Linked DNA regions of Homo sapiens: region 2 is linked to region 1. The links are chromatin loops, found by intact Hi-C in ENCODE. Cell type or tissue: MCF 10A. All regions are shown on one strand. Links, peaks and the distances in the headings refer to the core of each region. The heading gives the core; the rest is flanking DNA.

Evidence for each region. Hi-C counts contacts between places; a loop is a spot of excess contacts. Peaks named below come from ENCODE experiments on the same cell type or tissue, not always from the same donor. Only the 100,000 strongest peaks of a DNase experiment are listed, where the experiment ranks them.
Region 2: it touches region 1 in a loop (4-fold over the local background); 12 of 110 quality-filtered maps call a loop at or near these places.

What each region holds. Positions count from the first base shown.
Region 1 is chr10:77,709,187-77,714,557 of GRCh38, forward strand. LOC105378372 (a long non-coding RNA gene) reads right to left here and starts at 1,502. Exons shown (of 2, transcript XR_001747510.2): 1 at 1,320-1,502. RefSeq lists enhancers at 677-736, 1,107-1,296 and a silencer at 3,413-3,644. In MCF 10A, for the core only: a CTCF peak has its summit at 2,420 (motif pointing left); a DNase peak (open chromatin) is centred at 2,425.
Region 2 is chr10:77,844,323-77,849,693 of GRCh38, forward strand. The region is part of intron 5 of DLG5 (discs large MAGUK scaffold protein 5); the gene reads right to left. Among named protein-coding and RNA genes, the nearest start is that of DLG5, 80 kb to the right of the region's middle. In MCF 10A, for the core only: a CTCF peak has its summit at 2,494 (motif pointing right); DNase peaks (open chromatin) are centred at 949 and 2,519.

The DNA.
Region 1 (5,371 bases), core at 241-5,240:
GAAATATGAGTCTCATGATGTTGCCCAGGCTGGTCTCTGACTCCTAGGTTCAAGCGATCCTCCCACCTTGGTCTCCCAAAGTGCTGGGATGACAAAGCCTCCATGCCCCACTGTCATGATGATTCCGAATCACCTCCAGCAAGGGACACCCTCTTCTTAGGGCTGAGAATAACTGCCAATGAGGAACCATGGATTTGGAGGCCCTTCAAGGGTCAGATCTTGGTTCCACCAGGTTCCCATCCTCACCTGTCATCAATAACCAGCACCTTGGTCTCCTTGTCCCCTGCCTTCAGCATCCCTGGCAGATTCCTGATGGTGACACTCCCAAGGCCACTTCACAGGATGGACCCTCATGGGTCATCTGGGCCAAACGCCTCCATGATAAAGCATAAGCACCAGAGAGGAGGTGGACTTGTCTAGGTTACACAGGAGGCCTGGGGTTGCTATTGGGCTCACCCAGGTCTAGGGAGCCCAGGACAGCAGTCATCACCACCCCACTCTCAGTAACACTGTGCTCTTCAGTATGTAGACAGCTCACATCTATGCCCCATGCATGATTTACAAATGTAAAGACCATGCACAGGAGCTGGCTTAGCAAAAATTGATAAGCAGCAGCCCTGGTTATCATTACTGTCACTGTCCTTGTATCTCATAGCTTCATACTACACCCAAGTCACCATAGGCATGGGCATCTTTGTTTTATAGTAGGAAACCAAGGTTCACACCTTAGCCTGCAGGACTTTGTAAAAACCCTGCTGTGGGTAAAGAGCCCAAAATGGCCAGCCCCTCAGCCTTTTGCTCCCAACCCCCAAGCCCTTTCTCCTCCAGGGCACTGCCTCCCACCCTCGTCTGGTCAGGGGAGGCCACCAGAGGAGGAGTACTGGCCTGGCAGGGAACACTGGCAGTCTCGGCCCTTCACCAAACAGCAGGGGAAAGGCAGCAAGCCCCGCCCCGGTGGCCCCAAGATATGGGTGCCAGGAACCCGTCATTCAGAGACCACAAATGAAGAAAGCAGGGAGGCCAGCCCAGCCAGGCACAGCTCACCCCACCCTGCTGGGAAAACCCATTGTGTTTCACCGGGCATCCTGGGGTGCTGTTGTGGGCCAAGAATGACACTTGCCTCACGCCATCAAAACCAGAAGGGTATCCTAAGGGGAGTAGGCTCGCCCCGCAGAGCCACACTAGATGGAAGCAAGGCGAGTAGCCAGGGCAGAGCCCACCCCCCGCACCTCCCTCCCCACAGCCTGTGTAGACACACAGGCCGGCAGAGTCACCGGGGCAGCAGGTAGGAAGGGCGGTTCAGGAAGCCAGGTACTTACCACAGGGGAGCATGGTCTCTTCAGCCTCACCCTCAGGTTCTCACCGTGGGCTCCACTGGGCATCCATAGGACCCTGCAGTTGTGGGCAAAACCGGGGAGACCCATACAGACATCGTTTTCCTGGGGAGAAAGAAAATTCGATTTCATCAGAGTCCTAACCCTGTGCATGCCTTGCACAGGGACAGACGGAAATAAGCTTCCTCCCTACCCAGGTCATGGGCCTCTGCACTCAGTGACAAAAATGGGAGAGCACAGAGCCAGCTCCCCACACCCGCTGAAAAAACAAGGAGTCCCTGAGGCCTCATGTTCAATCCCACCCCCACCCCCCTTTTTAAGCCCTGTCAACTCTTTCTCGCCTTCAGTCATCAGCTTAGGTGCCTCTTCCTCCAGGAAGCTCGCCTTCATCTTCCCGGGCTGGTTTAAGGGCACTTTCCGTGCCATGTGCTCAATTCCTTGTGTCCCCACTAAACCTCAGATCCCACAGGAGCAGTGGCGGTGTCTGCCGGGTTCTCGCTCTGTCTTCTGCTCTGCTAAGGTGCCTGGCACACCATGCTCTCGATCCCAGATGAGTGAATGAACTAATGAATGAATGAATAGCAGCACCACATCAGGCTGCTCTCACATAACCCACATGGCTAAGGAGAGGTCTACGTTTTATTTTTTAAGAAGGCAGAGCTCGAGGGGGCCTTGAAGTCACATCGCCGGCTGCTGAGTCTACGAACAGGGAAGCAGCCGCAGTCCCCGAAAGGACCCGTCCCAGCGAGCCAGGGCCTGGTTTTCCTTCCGCAGAAGGCGGAGGGACCGGAGCGGGCGCGGGCACCCCTGGGCTCTGAGGGGCGCGCTCTGAAGGGCGGCGGACTTCAGGGCCATGCTGGCTGTCCCCAGAAAGCAGGAGCCCGAAACCGCGGGGCCAACGAACGCCCACATTCTCTGCTACAACCTCGCCACTCCCCTGCGCCTCTCCCCTTGCCCCCTGCCCCCACAGGTAACGCCCAGAACGAGTGCTTCTCCCGGTGGGGTACTGAGGAGCCTGGGCTGCAGCTGCCGAGCCGCCACAGCCACGCTGAGCCCGGCCTGGCCTGCACACTGGCGCCACCGCCTGGCGGGGAGCGGGACTGACGCGCTCCTCTCCCTCTCCTCCAGCCCAGATCACGGAGGCGCGGAGCTCCATCTCCTGCCCTGGGCGAGGGGAGTGAGGGAGACAAAGACTTTGGGCACAACACCCACCACATAGAACCTATTCTCTAGTTGGGAAACAAGTCAAGGCAAAGGCGCACAGAGTGAAAGTCAGTGTGTGAGCAAACAAAACACCAGCCAGCAGAGGTTAAGCTTCTATGCAAACAGGCCTGCCTGACTCAGGGAGCAGGGGAGACTGAGGCAGATGAGAAGCTCCCGCCGAGGCCACCAGGATGCCCAGGCCTTGGGGCTCCAGGAAACGTGGTCTCCACGCTCAATCTCGGCTCAGCCTTCCCCAGAAGATGCCTCTAGCCGGACAGAGCTGGGTTTTAATCATGCCGCCTTCATAAGCCAGGTGCATGATCTCTGGCTAGTTAACTACAGGTGCATTTCCTTAACCTATTTAAAAAAGGGGTGGGGGGATGGTTAGGAACTCTTGCCTGGTTGTGTTGTTGTTACAATTAAATCATGAATATGGAGCATTTGATGCAGTGCTCAGAATAGAAGCTACTCTTAAAAGCAATCCACTCATAATAGGGAACGAAGGTTCTAGAATGGCTACTTTTTAAAACTATAAATCAGAACAGATTCAATATAAGAACATCACTCTCAATTCTTACTCACTTCCATTCTGGAGTAGCAGAGAAAGAAGCAGAGGGGCCACTGGCTGCAGAGGGAATGGCCCAGAGCTCACAGCCTGTCCTGGTTAAGTGGCAGCCATGGGGAGGCCCTAGAGAAATGTCACCAAGAACTGTGGAGACAGCAAGGAGTAAATGCTAGCACTGATTGTCTGCCAAATGCCATTCAATGAACTACATTCTTTACAAGCATTGACTCATTTACTTCTCACACCACCCCTACAAATAGGTGTCATTATCATCCCCATTATTTTAGAGATGAGAAAGCTGGGACATTCACAGATTGGGGACCCAGACCAAAGTCACACTGCATCTAAGCAGCAAAACTGAAATTGTAGCCAGGTGTTCTGGCTCCAGAGCCTCTGCTCCCAACCACCAGCCAATACCTGCCTCTCTGATCTGGGAGCTATATTCATTCCCACTTCTCAGGCGAGAAAACTGCTGTTCAGAGCGATGAACTCTTGCAAGGTCACACAGATAGTCACTGGCAGAGCTGTGATTTTTAGTCTTGAGCTTTCTCCCTAATTCAACTTGGGATAGAGAAAGTAAAAGCTGGCCAGGCGCGGTGGCTCACGCCTGTAATCCCAGTACTTTGGGAGGCCAAGGCGGGCGGATCACGAGGCCAGGAGATTGAGACCATCCTGGCTAACACGGTGAAACCCCGTCTCTACTAAAAATACAAAAAATTAGCCGGGCGTGGTGGCCGGCGCCTGTAGTCCCAGCTACTCGGGAGGCTGAGGCAGGAGAATGGCGGGAACCCAGGAGGCGGAGCTTGCAGTGAGCCGAGATAGCGCCACTGCAGTCTGGCCTGGGCGAAAGAGCAAGATTCCGTCTCAAAAAAAAAAAAAAAGAAAAGAAAAGAAAGTAAAAGCCAGCCCCTCTCCAGCCGTCAGAATTACAAAAGGTGAACCGGGGACCTGTTGGCAATCACATTTCCGACCGTGTAGCAGAAGCTGGTCTATGGTAAGAGACGATAAAACCACCACACAGAGAGAAGCAAAGATGAGGCTCCGCCAACAGAGTTCAAGTCCCAGTTCCGGCCATTCCTGAAATCCAGCTGCAACCTTCCCTTTCTAAAACTTGGTTGTTCAAATTCAGGGTTTGACTCCAGGTGTCAATAAAGCCCCACTGTGTCCCCAAGTTGTTACAAGTTGGGGAATAGTCAGTTGCAACCAAAATGTGCTCTGCCACAGAAGGTGACATATGGAAACAAGAGGCAGAAACCCAGAAGTCCAGAGGATCTGGAAAAATGAGAGGAAAGAGAAGCCGAGAGCAGCAGAAAGAACAAAGGGTGCAAAGCTATAAAGAGCCTTTTGCCCATCTTGCCAAACCATCAGCTCTCTCACTTGTCCCTGAGCTTGCTGCTTCTGCCCACAGACTGCTTCCCAAACAGCTGTGAAAATATCGTGAACTGGTGCTTTTGAACATTTCCTCTTCCAAATGCATGCAAGTTTCACAGCCCCCTGAGTCCCACACGTAGACAATCACTTATACCAATTCCTCCTTCCGATAAATGTTCATGCCAGCTAAAATAACTCCCCATCCTTCAGATCCCCCCACACCAAGTAGTCTCCCTAAGTGCGTGTTCTTCCTGCCCCCCACTCCCCCGCACCCCTCCAGCAGGGTGCTTCTGGAAAGGCAGATGGCATGAGTGGAGAGCTGACCCCCAGCTCAGTCTTCAGGAAGGCAGGGCTGTTGATGAGTCAGCGGGGTCTGCACTGAAGCATCTGGCCCAAATTACCAGGATGAAGACTTTTTCGGCAAATTGCTCACAGCCCAACAGGCAGCACTCCACGCAGACCACCCCAGCGCTGCTGTTAGTCACGCGTGCATTTTAATTTAGCTACAGAAGAGGAAGGAGCAAAGAGCACAGAATAATCCTCTCCTTAGAGAGGAAAATGGGACCTCGGGAGCTTGCATGGCTTCCCTCAGGTCACTCAGCCAGTCAGAAAAGAAGCGCTCAGCAGGGGCAGGCTCCCTGAGCGTGTCCTAATCCTAGTCCTCGCAGAACTCTGGTCATTCTGGGATCAGCATCTGCAGTGGTCACATTCCTCACCTTCCCCCTGCCTCCCACCACCGTCACTTGACTTTCTCTCAGAGCTCAAACTAGAAGGGATCTGGTTCAGTTCCATCAACCATTCATTCATTCACTCATCCATTCAAAGTGGCGAGGCTGGAAGGGGCCTTAGGGCTCATCTGGCCAAATCCTTCCCATCCGGTGTTCACTGGGCTGTTTGA
Region 2 (5,371 bases), core at 176-5,175, 140 kb after region 1:
GAAACTCAGGCCCAGTTTCCCCTGGACTTTGCCTCACGCGCCTTTCCCCCTTTGCCGACTTTGCTCTGTGTACTTTTGTTGTAATAAATGTCAGCCATTGAGTATAATTACATACTGAATCTTTTGAGTCCTCCCAGAAAGTGACATAGCCCAGAATCAGGTTATGTAAATCGGACCTAAAGACTCTCAAAAGCCCTAGGGTGACCCTCCATGGTGTAGGGTCCCCCCGCATCCCATGCAAGTACCTAATATGTCTAGCACTGGTCTAGGGGCTGGTGATGCCAGACAGGACAGAAAGACGCTGTGCCCTGTGGGCCTTTTATCCTAATTTGGAGGGTGTGGACACACAGATAGGCCAAATAAAGTAACTTCAGAGCAAGGTAAGAACTATCAAGAAAATAAAAAATAAAACAGAATAATGGGCTGGAGAGAGCCATCTGAGCAGCAGAGTGGAGGTCTGTGAGGGAGGCTAAGGCTGAAGAGGCTTCTTGAAGAAGGCGACTTCAGAGGCAAATGAAGAAGAGCAGCGAGAGCACACTGGGCAGAGAGGGGGGCAGGGTCAAAGGCCCAGAGGCAGGGCCTGCAGGCGTGTTCTAGAGACAGAGAGGGGCAAGGCGGAGTAGCAAGAGCCCAATGCACAGGGGGAGGTGGGTTCAAAGGGGACCTGGAGAAGTGGGTGTGGGCATGGGGGTGGCCATGGCCGCAGGCCTCACAGTGAAGACTGTCTCCTGAGTGAGACAGGAAGCTGTGGAGGGTTTTAAGCTAGACAGCATTCTACTCTAAATGACAGGCACTAAAGTTCATTTGGGGTGCTGTTATAGAGAAAAAAACAAACCAAGAAGATGAGTTAAGAGGTTGCCAGGGGGGCTGCTGGCTTTGGCTAAGCACCTCATGGGATCTGAGCCCTGGGGTGAGTCACTCCACCTCTCTGGGTTTCAGCTTCCGGATTCCTCAAATGCCCAGGCTAGACCAGGAAAGCTTGTCTGGCCCTTCCAGCTCCAACAGCCGAGGAATCACCTGGCTCATTCAGTGGCAGCCTGGTTTATCAAGCGTTTGCAGCCTAGAGAACCAGAAGCTGGGACGATGGAACACTCCCTTTGGAATTAGGGTCAGCTCTCAATAAACACGAAAAACACAAAAAGCAAAAGAGGGCTTAATTTAAAAGTCAGAATCATAGCAACAAGAAAGTAAGGTCTTCCTCTAAGACCTAAGCATTAGATTCTAGGACTGTAGACTCTTAAAGAGGAAGTCAAGGAAGAGGGAGAAATGGAGGGAAGGAGGGAAGAAGGGAAGGAAGGAAGGAAGGGGAGGAGAAAGAGAAAGAGAGAGAAAGAAAGGGAAAGGAGGGAGGGAGAGAGGGAGGGAGGATTGGTTCATTTCAGGCTCATTCTTTTTCCTTTATTTATTTTTAAAGCAGAACATTTTCTTTCAAGGGAAATCTTACTAGTACACCAAAAATACAGAACTTATTTTAAAAAGCAGTACACAGGTATCTCAGGCAGTCAAAATCTTCACTGTTTTGTAAAATGGCATCACTGTTGCAAAACAGGAATGCACACTGAGAAACAGAACCTCACTGACAGTGCCCACTCTACATCTAAAATCTTTCTTTAAAAAAAAAAAAAAAAAAAAAAAGCCCTGGCCAGGCACAGTGGCACATGCCTGTAATCCCAGCACTTTGGGAAGCCGAGGTAGGCGGATCACCTGAGGTCAGGAGTTTGAGACCAGCCTGACCAACATGGTGAAACCTTGTCTCTACTAAACATACAAAAATTAGCTGGGCGTGGTGGCGGGCACCTGTAATCCCAGCTACTCGGGAGGCTGAGGCAGGAGAATTGCTTGAACCCAGGATGCGGAGGTGGCAGTGAGCCGAGATCACGCCATGGCACTCCAGCCTGGGTGACAAGCGCGAGACTTCGTCTCAAAAAAAAGACGAAGAATGGGCTCACCATGACTATACTGGGTCAGTGAAGGACAGTCCTGACATCTGGTCAACCAACGCCTTCTACCCACATCTGGAAAGGTCCAGCATCTAAACTGGATTGCCCTGATTGGTGAGCAATACCTCAAAAATGCCAATTAAAAATTACTTCAGGCCGGGCGCAGTGGCTCACGCCTGTAATCCCAGCACTTTGGGAGGCCGAGGTGAGCAGATCACAAGATTGGAAGTTCCAGACCAGCCTGGCTAACATGGTGAAACCCTGTCTCTACTAAAAATACAAAAATTAGCCGGGTGTGGTGGCAGGCACCTGGAATCCCTGCTACTCCGGAGGCTGAGGCAGGAGAATTACTTGAACCCAGGAGGCGTAGGTTGCAGTGAGCCAAGACTGTGCCACTGCACCCCAGCCTTGGCGACAGAGAAATATTCTGTCTCAAAAAAAAAAATTACCTCAAATGTTTTACTGTCTAAACATCCCCTAAGCCAAGTGAGAACCCCATTGGCTCCAAATGAGTCTGCTTTGCTGGGGAACAAAGGAGGCTGTCATTGCCTGAGTTCCCCACAAGGTGGCAGCCGCGGGGAGACGAGCCAACGCTCTCCTGCAGCGGCTTCCCGCCTTCCCAGCTCAGAAACAAACTCATTCCAAAGGCAGCCTTGAAATGACACAAAGCCCGGTTCTGGGTGGTAGCCCGCAGAGCCCACCTCCACAAGTGCTCGGCAGAATCAGGAGTCTATACCATGGTTTGGCCTCTTTGCAGTCCCCTGAATGGCTAACCTTGAGGGGCCTGGATCCGGGCCTGTGTGACAATCCAGGGATGATTCAGGGCCGTGTGAATCAGGCTGCCAGCAAGGGCCGTGAGAGTGGGCCACGAATTCCCAGTGCGACAGGGTGGGTCACAGACCTCGAGGTCCTTTCAGCTGCTCCCCCCAGCCTTCATAACATGGTAGGATCCTCGGGTCAGAAGACCGAGAGAGAGAGATCAGGCCCCGTACTGCTTGCTTCCACCACGATGACGGCCACCCTCGGCCTGCTCCACAAGTGAAAGCTCCTTGGGATAGGGTCGTGCTCACCGGGAGCTACTCCGCCTCCCTGCAACTCCTAACCTCTGGTTCTCACTCTAGCCTTGGAGTCAAACAGAATAACCTGTTCCCACAGGGCAGCATCCAGATACTCAAAGAGGCTCGCAGGCCCCAAACACTTCTCACCCTTTCTCTACAAACAGGACTCAGTGCCAGGCCTGTACTATGTAACCAACAGCCTCTGAACAAAGCTGGGGAACCAGGTCATGGTTAACTCCGGAGAATCCAAAAAACTAAATCTATTGGTCTAGAATTTTTCCCTCTCGCCATCAGAGGATTATGTTCTTGGTAGGTATTTCCACATGCACATGCACACACGAGTGCGCACACACACACACACACCTAACTACAGTCAAATGTTTAGCTTCCCAGCAAAAGCTAATGAAGAGAGAATATTTAAATTTGGCCCAGAATTCTAAAATTAAAGTGATCACAGTTCACTGCAACCTCAACCTCCCAGGCTCAAGTGATCCTCCTGCCTCCGCCTCCCAAGTAGCTGGGACCACAGACACGCCCCACCACACCTGGCTGATTTTTTATTTTTTGTAGAGATGGGGGTCTCACTATGTTGCCCAGGCTGGTCTTGAACTCCTAGACTCAAGTGATACACCCACTTTGGCTTCCCAAAGTGCTAAGATTACAGGCGTGAGCCCTGAGCCTGGCCTGAGAGTCAACTTTTCCACTCAGGCAGGCAGCAGTCTTTAGAGATGATGTCCCTCCAGCCTGAGCACGGGACAGTTGGCCTGTGAGTTCAAGGGGCTTAGGAGAAATGGGTGGAAGTTGCACAGGGGAGGCACAAAGACAGCCACAGTCTAAGCTGTTCCCTGCAGGGAGGCCAGGAAGAGACCAACCCTCCTACCTGTACCCTACATTGGTCAGAACACTCCTCTGTGGGCTTCTCTGTAAGGGATGCCCTTCAGCAACCAGGAAACCCCTCTCCTCTCTTCCTTCCTCCAGGCCCATCAAAGGGCATTCATTCAGGATACCTGGGACAAGAAAATCAACTTTCATGAATTACAAGAGAAAGTATATTTTAAAGACAGGGGAAAGGGCAAGGAGGAGGAGAGAGAAGACTCTCGGGGCCTGAGAGGTTTCCCAAATAGATTAGCAGGACCTAGGAGAACATGTGCACTGCCCTGGTCCCAGGAATTCTACCTGTAAGGCTCAAACTTCAAAACATGTGTGCAAAAGAACACAAAGACATGTGTGTCCACTGAAACATGGTTTGTAACATGGGAAGATGTTGACCACCAAGACGCTCCACACAGAATTCGATTAACACCTGACAGACAACAAAACAAGCAAGGACCTTTTTGTATGTGCAAATTCACAGAAAATGTAAGGAAACCCATGATATATTGTAGGATTTTTTTTTAAAGCAGGTTTCAGGGAATAAAAATTAAACTATATGGGTATTAAATGTGACATTAAAAAAAAAATCTACAAGGATACACATCCATCCCAATGGTTTACACAGAGGATGGTCATTTCCACAAAGCTAGGCTGGATCTGAGTAGGTGGGTGGCTGCCCACATTGGTTGAAGATTTTTTTTCTATTTTAACTAAAGAATACACACTATTTTAGTAAAGAAAAAAGATGCAAAAACACCCTCTACTTAGATTCCCCAACCAAGCCTTGTCAGGGTCTTCTGGGCATTCTTGACACAGCCTAGAAGAATCCAAGAAGGTGCACTCGGACTGCCCAAACCCAGAGATGGGGATGCCAGGCAGAGGCCCTCCCCAGCAAAACACACATATGGACAAAACACCTGTGTGCTGCTCTCAACCATGGCGCCCCCTCCCCTAGGGCTGCCTCATTTCCTCTGAGATAAATCATGCAGAGGGCCGGGAAGCCCCACAAATCCCTCAAGCAAACACTCAAGTCAAACAGCACCATTTACCCTGCAAGGGCCTCTTCAAGTTTACAAGGCGTGGGAGGAACCCGGCAACAAAACTGCCCTTGTCCAGAGAGGTTGACCTTTGCCCTTGGGCCCAGCGGGGAGCAAGCCTGTGGCCATCCCCTTATCCCCGCTTCCTCTGCTGCTGGCCTACTGCCACCTGAGCATCCCACAGCCAGGCATCCACTCCACGCCTGATGAAGGCAAGGGGGCCCAGGATGCCAGGACGCGGGGCTGGTCGCCCAGCAGCTCTGAGATGCTCCCAGCCCTGCTCCCTGTGGCAGCCAGGCCTCTTCTCCTGGTGGGGTCTGGAGGTGGTGTTTGCTGAGAGGCACTGGTCCAGCTGAACTGACCTGGGGGACCCCAATGACCAGGATGCATCCCCACCCCCGCCCCTGCTGCCAAGGACCACAACGGTAGGAAAAGGAGAGCAGGGAATGGGCTGCAAGGTGGG